2 separate regions of the Homo sapiens genome follow, and region 2 is linked to region 1. A link is a contact called in ENCODE Hi-C or POLR2A ChIA-PET data. All regions are on one chromosome and are shown on one strand. The core of a region is the stretch at or near the end of the contact, and the rest is flanking DNA. Distances in the headings are between cores, read along the strand shown.

Region 1 (6,333 bases), core at 1,808-4,307:
ACTGGCTGTGCACCAAGTGTGGTGTGAAGAGGGCAGCTTCCCCCCATGAGTCTTGCCAGGTAAAGCTTTCTAATTCCCCATCATCAGGTCTGGAAGATCATGCATAAGATTTTGGACTGGAAGCTGACTCCTCACCTTCCACTCGAGGCAAGATTACTTTGCTACCTCTTGACTTTGGATTTGGCCATACGACTTGCTTCGGCCCACAAGATGAGGTGAAGGTGATGGTAAATAAGTGAAATAAATATTTATTATTGTATGCTGCTGAGATTCTTTGATTCTTTTCTTATGCAGATATAGCTAATTAATACAATCTTCATTTTGCAACCCAAATTAATTGATGGATCAAGGCAATGATTGTCAATGGCTGCAAACATCATAGAACAAGAGACAATCTGATATGATGTGTCTCCTGATGGAAGTAAACACCACCACTGTGAAATAGCCTTGCCAAAGATCAAACGTGAAATGGACCAAGGCTCTAGATCCAACTACCAACTTACAGGAGACACAGGCGATAGGAGAAGGTGTTAACAATGCTAAAATCCAGGATGGGTGCAGTGCCTCACACCCGTCTGTAATCCCAGCATTTTGGGAGCCTGAGGAAGGCGGATCACTTGAGGACAGTATAGGAAAACCCTGTCTCTACTGAAAATACAAAAAATTAGCCGGGCGTGGTGGTGCATGCCTGTAGTCCCAGCTACATGGGAGGCTGAGGCAGGAGAATTGCTTGAACTTGGGAGGTGGAGGTTGTAGTGAGCCAAGATCATGCCACTCCACTCCAGCCTGGGTGACAGAGCAAGACTCTGCTTCAAACAACAACAACAAAACAATACTAAAATCCAGATTACGGAAAATTCTGAGGACAAATTATATAGTTTCTTAAATAATTTGAAACAAAAAAAGGAAGAGGAAACTATTAAAAGAGACTTAGGAAATATAAAAATCAGCGGGGCGTGGTGGCTCATGCCTGTAATCCCAGCACTTTTGGGAGGCCAAGGAAAGCGGATCACTTGAGGTCAGGAATTTGAGACCAGCCTGGCCAACATGGCAAAACCCTGTCTCTACTAAAAATACAAAACATAGCAGAGCACGGTGGTGCACACCTGTAGTCTCAGCTATTTGGGAGGCTGAGGCAGAAGAATTGCTTGAAACTGGGAGATAGAGATTGCAGTGAACCAAGATTACACCACTGCACTGCAGCCTGGGCAACAAAGTGTGACTCCATCTCAAAAAAATATATATATAAAAATCAATCACCATGTATGGACCTTGTTTAGATCCCACTTAAAACAAAATATTCAAGATAATTTTGAAACAAAAACAATTATTCGTAGCTAAGCATGATGGCTCACACCTGTAATCCCAGCTCTCTAGTGAGCTGAGGCATTAAGATCTCTTGAGCCCAGGAGTTTAAGACCAGCCTGGGCAATATAGTGAGACAGTTGTCTCTACAAAATAGTAATAATAATAAAATTATTCCAAAAGATTAGTTGTGATTTGAACAATGGATATTTGATATTTTAGGGAATTATTGCTAATTATTTTAGGAGTGCTAATGGTTCTGTGGTTGTTCCATTTTATCTGTTGCAGCGTAACAGTGGCTTAAAGCAACGACCATTTTATTACATCTTACAACTTTGCGAGCCAGGAATTTTGAATAGGGTTCAGCTGGATGGTTTTTCTGCTTCATCATGGTACTCACTTGGCAGATGGGCAGATCTAAAAGGTCTAAGATGATTTGACTTACATGTCTGGTGCCTTGGAAAGGAAGACTGGAAGGCTAACCTCAACTGAGACTTTATACTAGAGCACTGACCTGTGATCTCATCAGCGTTTCAGGGTTTTCAGATTTCTTATATGGAAGCTTAGAGTTCTCAAAGGATGTATCCCAAGAGGTCCAGATGGCAGCTTCAAAGCTTCTTAAGACTTAACTTCAGAAGTGCTTAAATAATACTTCTGCCACATTCTACTGATCAAGCAAGTCTCTATGACCAGCTGAGATTGAAGATGAGGGGAATTAGACTTCCCCTCTCAAGAGGAGAAGTAAAAAACATGTAAGACCATCTATAATCTACCACCATGCTTATATTTTTAAAAGATTCTTTTATCTTTTAGAGGTGTATACTAACTAAAGTATTTATAGAAGAAAAATATGTGGTCTGAGATTTCCTTTAAAATATTTGGGGTAGTAAGGGGATGGAGTATAGATGAAAAAGGATTAGCCAAGAATTTAACATAGTTGGAGCTGGATGATAGGTATATGCGGAGTTCATTATATTATTCTACTTTTATGTATGCTTGAAATTTTTCATTAAAAGAGATTTCAGAGCTGGACACGGTGGCTCACACCTGTAATCCCAGCGCTTTGGGAAGCCAAGGTGGGCGGATCACAAGGTCAGGAGGTAGATACCATCCTGGCCAACATGGTGAAACCCCGTCTCTACTAAAGTAAAAAAAAAAAAAAAAAAAATTAGCTGGGCATGGTGGCACATGCCTGGAGTCACAGCTACTCAGGAGGCTGAGACAGGAGAATTGCTTGAACCCAGGAGGTGGAGGTTGCAGTGAGCCGAGATCATGCCACTGCACTCCCACCTGGTGACAAAGCAAAACTCCGTCTAAAACAAAAACAACAACAACAACAAAGAAATTTCAAAAAAAATAAAGAGTTTTTCCCCCAAAAGCTATGTAATGTGAAAGACAAGGCCACCAGAAACACCTCTGATGCCATGAATTTGGTATATATCTTTACTGTTATTGAACATTTAGAGAGCCTGAATAAATTACTACTATGGTAGTAAGAATTTGAGGGAGAAAGTTTCATTTCCTTAAATTACTAGTATGCAATTATATATATGGTTTGAATTTACAGATGCTTTGTATTTGATATATTGTTAGTAATTTTAGAGTTCCATAAAATGCTTTCAGTACCTAATACAACACAAGCCTCAACTGGGTGCTGGTTATGTGGCTTAAAAAGTTTACTTTTAAATAGTTGCATTGCTCACATCCTTCCAGGAAAAGAGTCAGCTATTTTTCAGTTAAAAATTAACATGCTTTAATAACCACATTTTTCCTTAAGGCATGATACCATGACTGAATTTTTTTCCACTCTGGTAGACTTGCCACTTACGGTATCTCTAATCCAGGCACAACTCAAATGAATAACTAAATGAAAACAAGAATTGCATGACATCTGAATGCGTAAAAGGCATGCAGCACTTTCAGTTTCCCTAAACTCTGGGTAACCACTTATTTTCATGTTCACTGTGTCTATTGTTGAACAATGTGCCACTCTAGATAATCTGATTCTTGCTGATCTCTCTTTATGCATAAAAATAGACAGGCCAGGCCACTAACACTTACATTACTAACTATGTGACCAAATGCCCATAACTACCACATTGGTATTGTTGTACCTTATGGAGGATTTCAAATCCACACAGTCTCTGGATTTGATGCCAACACTTTATGTTACACTGTAGTGAAAGGAAATCCTAAACAGTAGGTGGGGAGGTTCCAGCCCCGTTTAACAAACATATGGTGATTTAGAGGAAAAACTGCTTGGGGAGAAGACAAATGAAGTGACATTGGTGCCATGTTTAAGTGTAGCAACTCCCGTTCCCATCTCAACACTATGAAAGCCCTATCTGGAAGCATCTCCTTCCCACGATCCTTCCACAGGATGCTAAAGTAGGAAAACTAGAGAATGTATTAGATGAATTAGCCATGTGACCTGGAGGAAGACATTTACTCTTTCTATGCCTCAGTTTTTTTGTTGTTTTGTCTTGTGTTTTTGAGACGGAGTCTTCGTCTGTCACCCAGGCTGGAGTGCAGTGGCACAATCTCGGCTCACTGCAACCTCCGCCTACTGGCTTCAAGCGATTCTCCTGCCTCAGCCTCCCGAATAGCTGGGACTACAGGCGCATGCCACCATGCTCTGCTAATTTTTGTATTTTTAGTAGAGATGGGGTTTCACCATATTGGTCAGGCTGGTCTTGTACTCCTGACCTCAGGCGATCCACTGGCCTCGGCCTCCCAAAGTGCTGGGATTACAGGTGTGAGCCACTGTGCCCAGTCTATGCCTCAGTTTTATCATCTATATAATAAAGGCTACAATCTCTGTTTCACCTATCACACAGCACTGTTAGGACCATCAACTTGTATAATGTTCTCTGAAACAATTTTGAAAACCTTGTAGCTCTCTATAAGTTATTATTAGAATTAGTATTCAATATATATAAACATTTTTCTACTAAAAGAAATCTACAGCTATTTTACCCCTCCCAAAAAAACTTCTTCCTTTCCAGTCCCTCTGGTATTCTCCACCATTTTCCTTTAGACAATTAAATGCTATCACTTTTAAGATTAAAAGAAATAAAAAGGCCGGGCACGGTGGCTCACACCTGTAATCCCAGCACTGAGGTCTGGAGTGGATCACCTGAGGTCTGGAGTTCAAGACCAGCCTGGCCAACATGGTGAAACCCCGTCTCTACTAAAAACACAAAAATTAGCTGGGCATGGTGATGCACGCCTGTAATCCCAGCTACTTGGGAGGCTGAGGCAGGAGAATCGCTTGAACTCAGGTGGCGGAGGTTGCCGTGAGCCAAGAACATGCTATTGCACTCCAGCCTGGGTGACAGCAAAACTCCTGTCTCAAAAAAAAAAAAAAAAAATTCTGCTACTTTTGCTACCATTCAAAAAAGTCATAAGTACATTTTTTTTTTTTTTTTTTCTGAGACGGAATCTCGCTCTGTCACCCAGGCTGGAGTGCAGTGGCACAATCTCGGCTCACTGCAACTTCTGCCTCCTGGGTTCAAGCAGTTCTCCTGCCTCAGCCTCCCTATTAGCTGGGACTACAGGCGTGTGCCATCACGACCAGCTAATTTTTTGTATGTAAGTACATATTGATTAGATTCTTTAAAAAAATTTTTTAAATAGTTGTTGTGCATAGTAATATCACAGGATATATCCAGTGCTTCTACATCATCTTTCCCACAACCGGGAGCTACTATTTATTAATAATATTCACAAATATCATAAAAATGCATTTATTAATTCAACACCTTAATTTTGTGTAGGACTCTGTGCCTGTTTCTATTTATCTTCACTTGTTTTGTGTCATGTGACCAGAGCTGAAACCATTTCCAGACCAAAGACAACTAGTTATAGGTTGAGCTGGCCTTGCCCAGAAGATCAACCCAACTGGAACATTCTGTATCAGAGGTCAACTCAGAGATTCAGATACATTTTCTCTTCAGAAGATACAAATGCAAAAGAAAGAATAATTGGGCTGGGCATCGTGGCTCACACCTGTAATCCCAGCACTTTGGGAGGCCGAGGCTGGTGGATCACCTGAGGTCAGGAGTCCAAGACCAGCCTGGCCAACATGGTGAAACCCCATCTCTACTAAAAATACAAAAAATTAGCTGGGTGTGGTGGTGCGCACTTGTAATCCCAGCAACTCGGGAGGCTGAGGCAGGAGAATCGCTTGAACCCGGGGTGCAGAGGTTGCGGTGAGCTGAGATCGGGCTGTTACACTCCAGCCTGGTGACAGAATGAAAGTCCATGGAAGAAAGAAAGGAAGGAAGGAAGGAAGGAAGGAAGGAAGGAAGGAAGGAAGGAAGGAAGGAAGGAAGAAAGGAAGGAAGGAAGGGAAAGAAGGAAGGAAGGAAGGAAGGAAGGAAGGAAGGAAAGAAAGAAAGAAAAAGAAAGAAAGAAAGAAAGAAAGAAAGAAAGAAAGAAAAGAAAAGAAAGAGAAAGAAAGAAAGAGAGAGAAAGAAAGAAAGAAGGAAGGAAGGAAAGAAAGAGAGAGAGAGAAAGAAAGAAGGAAGGAAGGAAGGAAAGAAAGAAAGAGAAAGAGAGAAAGAAAGAAAGAAAGAGAAAGAAAGAAAGAAAGAGGGAGGGAGGGGAAAACAGTTGAAATGGAGGTCGAGGAGAGGAAGACATGTACAGAGAGAAAAGCTACATTGCAATTACGGTGAGGTCATGAGAATAAGAGTAGTATGTCTGCTTCTGAGGTGGCCACAAGCTTACTGGGCAACACAATTACTGTGCAACCCTCAATGATGTTCGATTTTACATGCAGTCAGTATGCAGAGCTGCAGAGAGGTTTCCTCGCCAATTTTGTAAACTTATAAGAAATGCCTCCTATCTGACATGTCTGTGCCGTAGAATATAGTGGATGCTGTTGTGAGATGTAAGATTACAGTGGATGCTGTTGTGGGATGTAAGATTCATCTCTCCCCTCACCTGGTACCATCTTTTCAGAAATACATCACTCATTTTCCTAGCTGCTGGGAGTATTGAAGGCTGACAGCTCTCAGCTGAATC
Region 2 (6,333 bases), core at 2,480-4,979, 98 kb before region 1:
TAAAGAGCTTTTCTCAAGAAACCTGTATCTATGTGATATTTGATGGTGAAAGACTGAGATCAGAAACAAGACAAGCATGTCCATTCTTAACACTTCTATTGAAAATTTTACTGAAAGTTATAGCCAGGGATAGACCAGAAAAAAATAATAAAAGGCATCCAGACTGGGAAAAAAAGAAATAAAACTGTCCTTAATCACAGAAGATGTGTGTAGAAAATCTGATGGAATCTATTTTAAAAAACTTGCTAGAACTAATGAGTAAGTTTAGGAAGGTTGCAGGATATAAAACCAATATAAAAAATCAATTGTATTTGATATGCTAGCAATGAACAATCTAAAATGATATTAAGGAAAAAAATTGCACTCACAATACAATAAAAAATAATAAAACACTTGGGAAAATATCAACAAAAGAAGTGTAAGACTCATACACTGAGAATTTCGAAACAATGTTTTGTGAATATCTAAATAAATGGAGAAATATGTTATGTTCCTGGGTCAGAAAACTCAGTATTGTTCAGATGGCAATTCTACCCAAATTTACCTACAAATTCAAATGCAATCCCTACCAAAACTCCAGTTAGGATTTTGTAGAAATTAGCAAGTTGATTCCAAAATATATATTAAGATGCAAAGGATGTAGACTAGCCAATGTAAGTTTGAAAAAAAACCCACAATTCATATTACTTCACTTCAAAATTTACTGTAAAACTAGAGTAATCAACTCAGGGCGGTATTGGCATACAGACAGACATGTTGGTCAATGGAACAGAATAGAGAGTACAAAAATAAACCTTTACATTTATGGACAATTGATTTTTGACAGTGGTGCAAAGGCAATCCCCGTAGAAAAGACAGCTTTTTTTCAACAGATAATGTTTATTGATATGGTTTGGCTGTGTCCCCACACAGATTTCATCTTGAATTATAGTTTTCATAATCCCCATGTGTCATGGGAGGGACCCGGTGGGAGGTAATTGAATCATGGGGGCAGTTACCCTCATGCTGTTCTCATGATAGTGAGTGAGTTCTCATGAGATCTGGTGGTTTTATAAGGGCCTTTCCCCTTTTTGCTTGACACTTCTCCTTGCTGCCACCACGTGAAGAAGGATGTGTTTGCTTCCCTTTCTACCAGATTGTAAGTTTCCTGAGGCCTCCCCAGCCATGCTGAACTGAGTCAATTAAACCTCTTTCCATTATAAATTACCTAATCTTTGGTATGTCTTTATTAGCAGCGTAAGAATGGACTAATATAGAATTGAATTGATATACAATAAATGACTTTAGACCTTTATCTCACATCATACACAAAATTATTATTTTTTGCCTTTTTAATTTGTATTTTTATTTAATATTTTTTATTTCAATAGCTTTTGGGGTACAAGTGGTTTTTGGTTGCATGGATGAATTGTACAGTGATGAAATCTGAGATTTTAATGCAAGCGTCACCTGAGTAATATACGTTGTACCAAATATGTAGCTTTTTGTCACTTGCCCTCCCTCCTACCCTCCCCCTTCTGAGTCTCCATAGTCCATTATATCACTCTGTATGCCTTTGCATACCCATAGCTTAGCTCCCACTGGTAAGCGAGAACATGCAATATTTGGCTTTCTATTCCTGAGTTATTTCACTTAGAATTATGGCCGCCGGCTCCATCAAAGTTGCTGCAGAAAACATTATTTTATTCTTGCTTATGGCTGAGTCGTATTTATGGTATATATATACCTTATTTTCCTTATCCACTTATTGGTTGATGAGCACTTAGGTTAGTTCCTTATCTTTGCAGTTGTGAATTGTGCTGCAATGAATATATGCATGCAGGTGTCTTTTTTATAATGATTTTTTTTCCTTTGGGTAGATACTCAGAAATGGGATTGTTGGATCGAATGGTAGCTCTACTTTTAATTTTTAAAGAAATCTCCATACTGTTTTCTATAGAGGTTGTACTAATTTACATTCCCACCAGCAGATATACACAAAAATTAATTTAAATGGACCATAAGCTTCCATGTAAGAACTAAAACTATAAAACTTCTTTAAAAGATAGAAGAAAAATCTTTGTGGCCTTGAATTAGGTAAAAAAAAGATTTTTAGATTTGACATCAAAAATATGATTCATAAAAGAAAATATTGATAAATTATACTTCAACAAAATTTAAAACTTTTCTTCTTCAAAAGACAGCATTAAGAAAGTAAACAGATAAACTATACACTTGGAGAAAATATTTGCAAATGGTTTATTTGATCAAGGATTTATATACAGATAATGCAAAGAATTTGAACAGCTCAATAGTTAGAAGCTAATTAAAAATGTGTAAAGGATTTTAGTAGACATATCACCTAAGAAGATATATAAATGGCTAACACATGAAAAATGTTCCAAATAATTAATCATTAGGGAAATGCAACTAAAACCAGAATAACGTACATTCAGTTCATACCCACTAAAATGCCTATAATTAAGAGATTGACAATACCAAGTATTGACAAGTATGTGTTGGTAAGATTTTAAAATGACATAGTCATTTGGAAAATAGTTTGAAAGTGTGTTAAAAAGTTAAACCTGTACTTAACAAACGATCCATCAATTTCACTCCTAAGTATCTATGAAGAGAATTGAAGGTTTATGTCTACCTAAAAGCGTACATGGGGGTGTTTGAAGCCACATTATTCATAATAAGTAAAAACTGAAAATAATTCAAATATCCATTAACTGGTGCATAGATAAAGTAAACTATCCATTAACTGGTGCATAGTAGATCTGTACAATGGAATCCCTAGCAGCAGCGAACCAAGGCTTCAAAGTTCCCTAGTGGTTTCTTTGCCCTCACTGCTGCATGCCACAAAAAGACCATGCTATGAAAAGACCAACATCTCCAAGCATAGCTGTAGATGACTTTGCTTTCACTTCTGGTTACAACTGAACTTACTCATTCTTTGTCTTCTAAAGAAGCCATTCATTTCTTGAGAACTTTTCTGGTGTTTGGTTCCAGAATCTGTCTTTTAGATGACAATTTTTTTTCTTCAGAGTTAGACACAGACTCCATGGCATTTTACTATATTTATAGCGTATTTTTATTATAGTTATGAAATCAGTTTTTTTCTTTTTAATGGAGTTCTTTTTCAAGTTTGATTTTTTCTTTTTTCTTTTCTTTTTTTTTTGTGTGTGTGTTTGTTTGTTGAGACAGGGTTTCACTCTGTCACCTAGGCTGGAGTGCAGTGGCATGACCTCAGCTCACTGCAACCTCCACCTCCTGGGTTCAAGCCATTCTCCTACCTTAGCCTCCAGAGTAGCTGGGACTAGAGGTAGGCACCACTACGCCTGGCTAATTTTTGTATTTTTTTGTAGAGACAGGGTTTCACCATGTTGGTCAGGCTGGTCTTGAACCCCTGACCTCAAGTGATCCACCCACCTTGGCCTTCCAAAATGCTGGGATTACAGGCGTGAGCTACTATGCCCAGCCCCGAATTTGATTTTATTATACCAATATTATCTTCTCCCCCTCCCACAGTTCCCCAAACACTTCTCTACACACTCTGGTCTGGCACAGTTTCAAATTTGTGGAGTTGATATCTGGGGCTCCTACTGGAAGGAGGATAAAAACAGAAGGAATTTGGCACGGGGCTCCTCCATCTTCCACGCATGCGGCATTTGTTCTGAGAATGTCAGCTCCCTCACAGTGCATGTCAGAATGGCATGCCAGCATGGGCCTCTGGTCTAGCACACAGAAAGGGTGAAGAGTACACATGGTGACCATTGTCACTTTGCAGATTTCCTGCCTCCCACTCACATGTCTGAGACCAGTTTTGCTACTGTTGCACCGCTAACCACAGAAGCCAGAAAGGGAAACGACTTTCTTTCTTTTCTTCTTTTTTTTTTTTTTTTTTTGAGATGGAGTCTCACTTTGTCGCCAGGCTGGAGTGCAGTGGCACGATCTCGGCTCACCGCAACCTCCAACTCCCTGGTTCAAGCTATTCTCCTGCCTCAGCCTCCCAAGTAGCTGGGATTACAGGCATGCACCACCACACCCAGCTAATTTGTGTATTTTTAGTAGAGACAGGATTTCACCACGTTGGCCAGGCTGGTCTTGATCTCCTGACTGTGTGATCCACCCGCCTTGGCCTGTCAAAGTGATGAGATTACAGGCGTGAGCCACTGAGCCCAGCCAGGGAAAATAAGTTTTCAATAGAGAATTTTCTATTAAGGAAGAGAGTGTTCTTTCAGCAAAGACAGGCTTTAGCCACACCTGTTTTTATAAGGATTTGAGGGGAGGGAAATATGCCAAGAGACAACTTCAGAAGTTTATAAAGACAAGAGCGACCTCTCCAAAACAGCTAGGAGAGTGGGTCTTTAGTGGTGAGGTCTTCATCTCTGTCTGATCTCTCTAGGCTGAAGGAAAGATGTGAATTTGCTGTGAAGGGATATTCTCCTCAAGGACACTTACCATCTGTTTCCTGGGGATAGGAAGGTAAGTCATCAGTGTCAAGAACCTTACTGGTAAAACAATAAAACAATGTATTCATTCGGATTTGTGCTCTTTAAGTGAGAGGGGTTCTAGAACAGCCTTTCTGTCTGGACCCCTTGATGGTAAACCATCCCGTGTGAGGTCTGCTCTTTACTGTGTGGACGAGGCCAGGGCTGTTATTTGACATCCGTGGCCACAGCCCACAGTCTAACGTCGGCCAGCTCCGGTGTGATTGTACTTAGTACATCAGTAGTCATGAGAAAACTGGCTAAGAAAACACAGAGCTTCAACTGGAACAAAATATTATACGTGCAACACCCATGACCGTGTGGCTGTTTTATCCCCATTGCTCCTTTCTTTTCTGCAGAAGGTTCTTTTTAAATTTTAACGTATATTTGTCCAATTGTTTGGTAATGCATTTCCATGTTTTCAGAAATAGTGAATCAAATCTGGACTGGAACAACACTCCCTCACTTACCTCCTGCACCCAGCGCCTGCCTCGCTGTGGGAATGCCCCATCCTTGGTGTCTTAAAATTTGCAGAGCTTCTTTACTTGTACATAAGACATGTGCATATACAGAGCAAAAATTCTGCATGACCTCACTTACGTGTGGACTCTAAAAATGTCACACTCACAGAAGTGGAGAGTAGAATGATGGTTACCAGAGGCTGGAGGGAGGGGCGGGCAGGGAAAGGGGAGAGGTTGGTCAATGGGTACAAAGTTATCATCAGTTAGAAGGATTAAGTTCTGGTGCTCTATTGCACCGCGTGATGACTATAGTTAATACTAATGTATTGTGTATTTGAAAAGACCTGAAGGAGAGGATTTTCAATGTTCTCACCACAAAGAAATGGTAACTATCGGAGGTGATGGATATGCTAATTAGCCTGGTTGTATCATTCCCCAGTGCATATGTGTATCAAAGCATCACACTGTATCCCATAAATACATGCAATTATTTTTTAATTAAATTTTTTTTAAAACTTAGGCCAGGCTTGGTGGCTCATGCCTATAATCCCAGCACTTTGGGAGGCTGAGGAGGGGGGATCATTTGAGGTCAGGAGTTTGAAACCAGCCTGACCAACACAGGGAAACCCCCTCTGTACTAAAAATACAAACATCAGCCAGGTGTGGTGGCATGTGCCTGTAATCCTAGCTACTCAGGAGGCTGAGGCAGGAGGCTGAGGCGGGAGAATCACTTGAACCCAGGAGGCAGAGGTTTCAGTGAGCCGAGATCACACCACTGTACTCCAGCTTGAGCGACAGAGCGCAGGCTCTGTCTCAAAAAAAAAAAAAACCTAAAAACTTCAAAAATAAATGTGTATCTTATTGTCCCAAATGTTTCACACACCAAAAAACCATTCTTTTCTAAACCTTGTTTTTCTTTTCATTGAACAATAATTTTTGGAGAGCTTTCCAAAGCAGCACATACAGAAATTCATTTTTTGTAGCTCTATAGTATTTTATCTTTGCACAATTTATTTCAAAGCCTCTATTGAGGGACACGTGGACTGTTTACAATGCTTTACTATTATTAAAAAAAAAGAATGCTGCAGTGAATTACCTTACACATATATCTTTTGTGTTGTATCTATGGAATAAATTCCTAGAAATAGAATTGGGAGAGATATACATTTGCAATAAATATCACCAGACTGTCCTTTGTAGGCTTTGGCTTATCACTTTATAGCGTAAAAATTTTTATAAGATATATCCTTACCTCATACCATATAAAAAATTAACTCAAAATGAAACAAAAGCCTACATGTAAGAGAATACACAGGGATAAATCCTGATGATCTCAGATTTGGCAACGGGTTCTTTGTTCTGAGAATCCTGACTCCCTCACAGTGCGTGTCAGAAGC

The links. A loop is a pair of places that touch in the nucleus more often than their neighbours do. ChIA-PET counts read pairs that join two places held with the same protein, here RNA polymerase II (POLR2A). Pooled maps may share reads with other maps.
Region 2: a loop to region 1 is called in a pooled map, with 11 times the contacts of the local background. The contact joins two enhancer-like sites. A Hi-C loop is called at or near these places in 10 of 37 single-sample maps with no recorded cell type and 12 of 50 pooled maps. POLR2A ChIA-PET finds 5 or more read pairs at or near these places in 1 of 52 experiments (activated CD4-positive, alpha-beta T cell).

Annotation. Positions count from the first base shown.
Region 1 is chr2:113,788,919-113,795,251 of GRCh38, forward strand. No RefSeq gene overlaps it. Among named protein-coding and RNA genes, the nearest start is that of SLC35F5, 35 kb to the left of the region's middle. Within about 2 kb of position 3,058, at least 2 of the 41 ENCODE cell types and tissues checked have a DNase peak (open chromatin) inside an H3K27ac peak, as active enhancers do.
Region 2 is chr2:113,689,987-113,696,319 of GRCh38, forward strand. All of the region lies in intron 1 of LINC02936 (long intergenic non-protein coding RNA 2936), which reads right to left. Among named protein-coding and RNA genes, the nearest start is that of LINC02936, 11 kb to the right of the region's middle. RefSeq lists enhancers at 3,455-3,544, 3,985-4,114, 5,375-5,424. Within about 2 kb of position 3,730, at least 5 of the 41 ENCODE cell types and tissues checked have a DNase peak (open chromatin) inside an H3K27ac peak, as active enhancers do.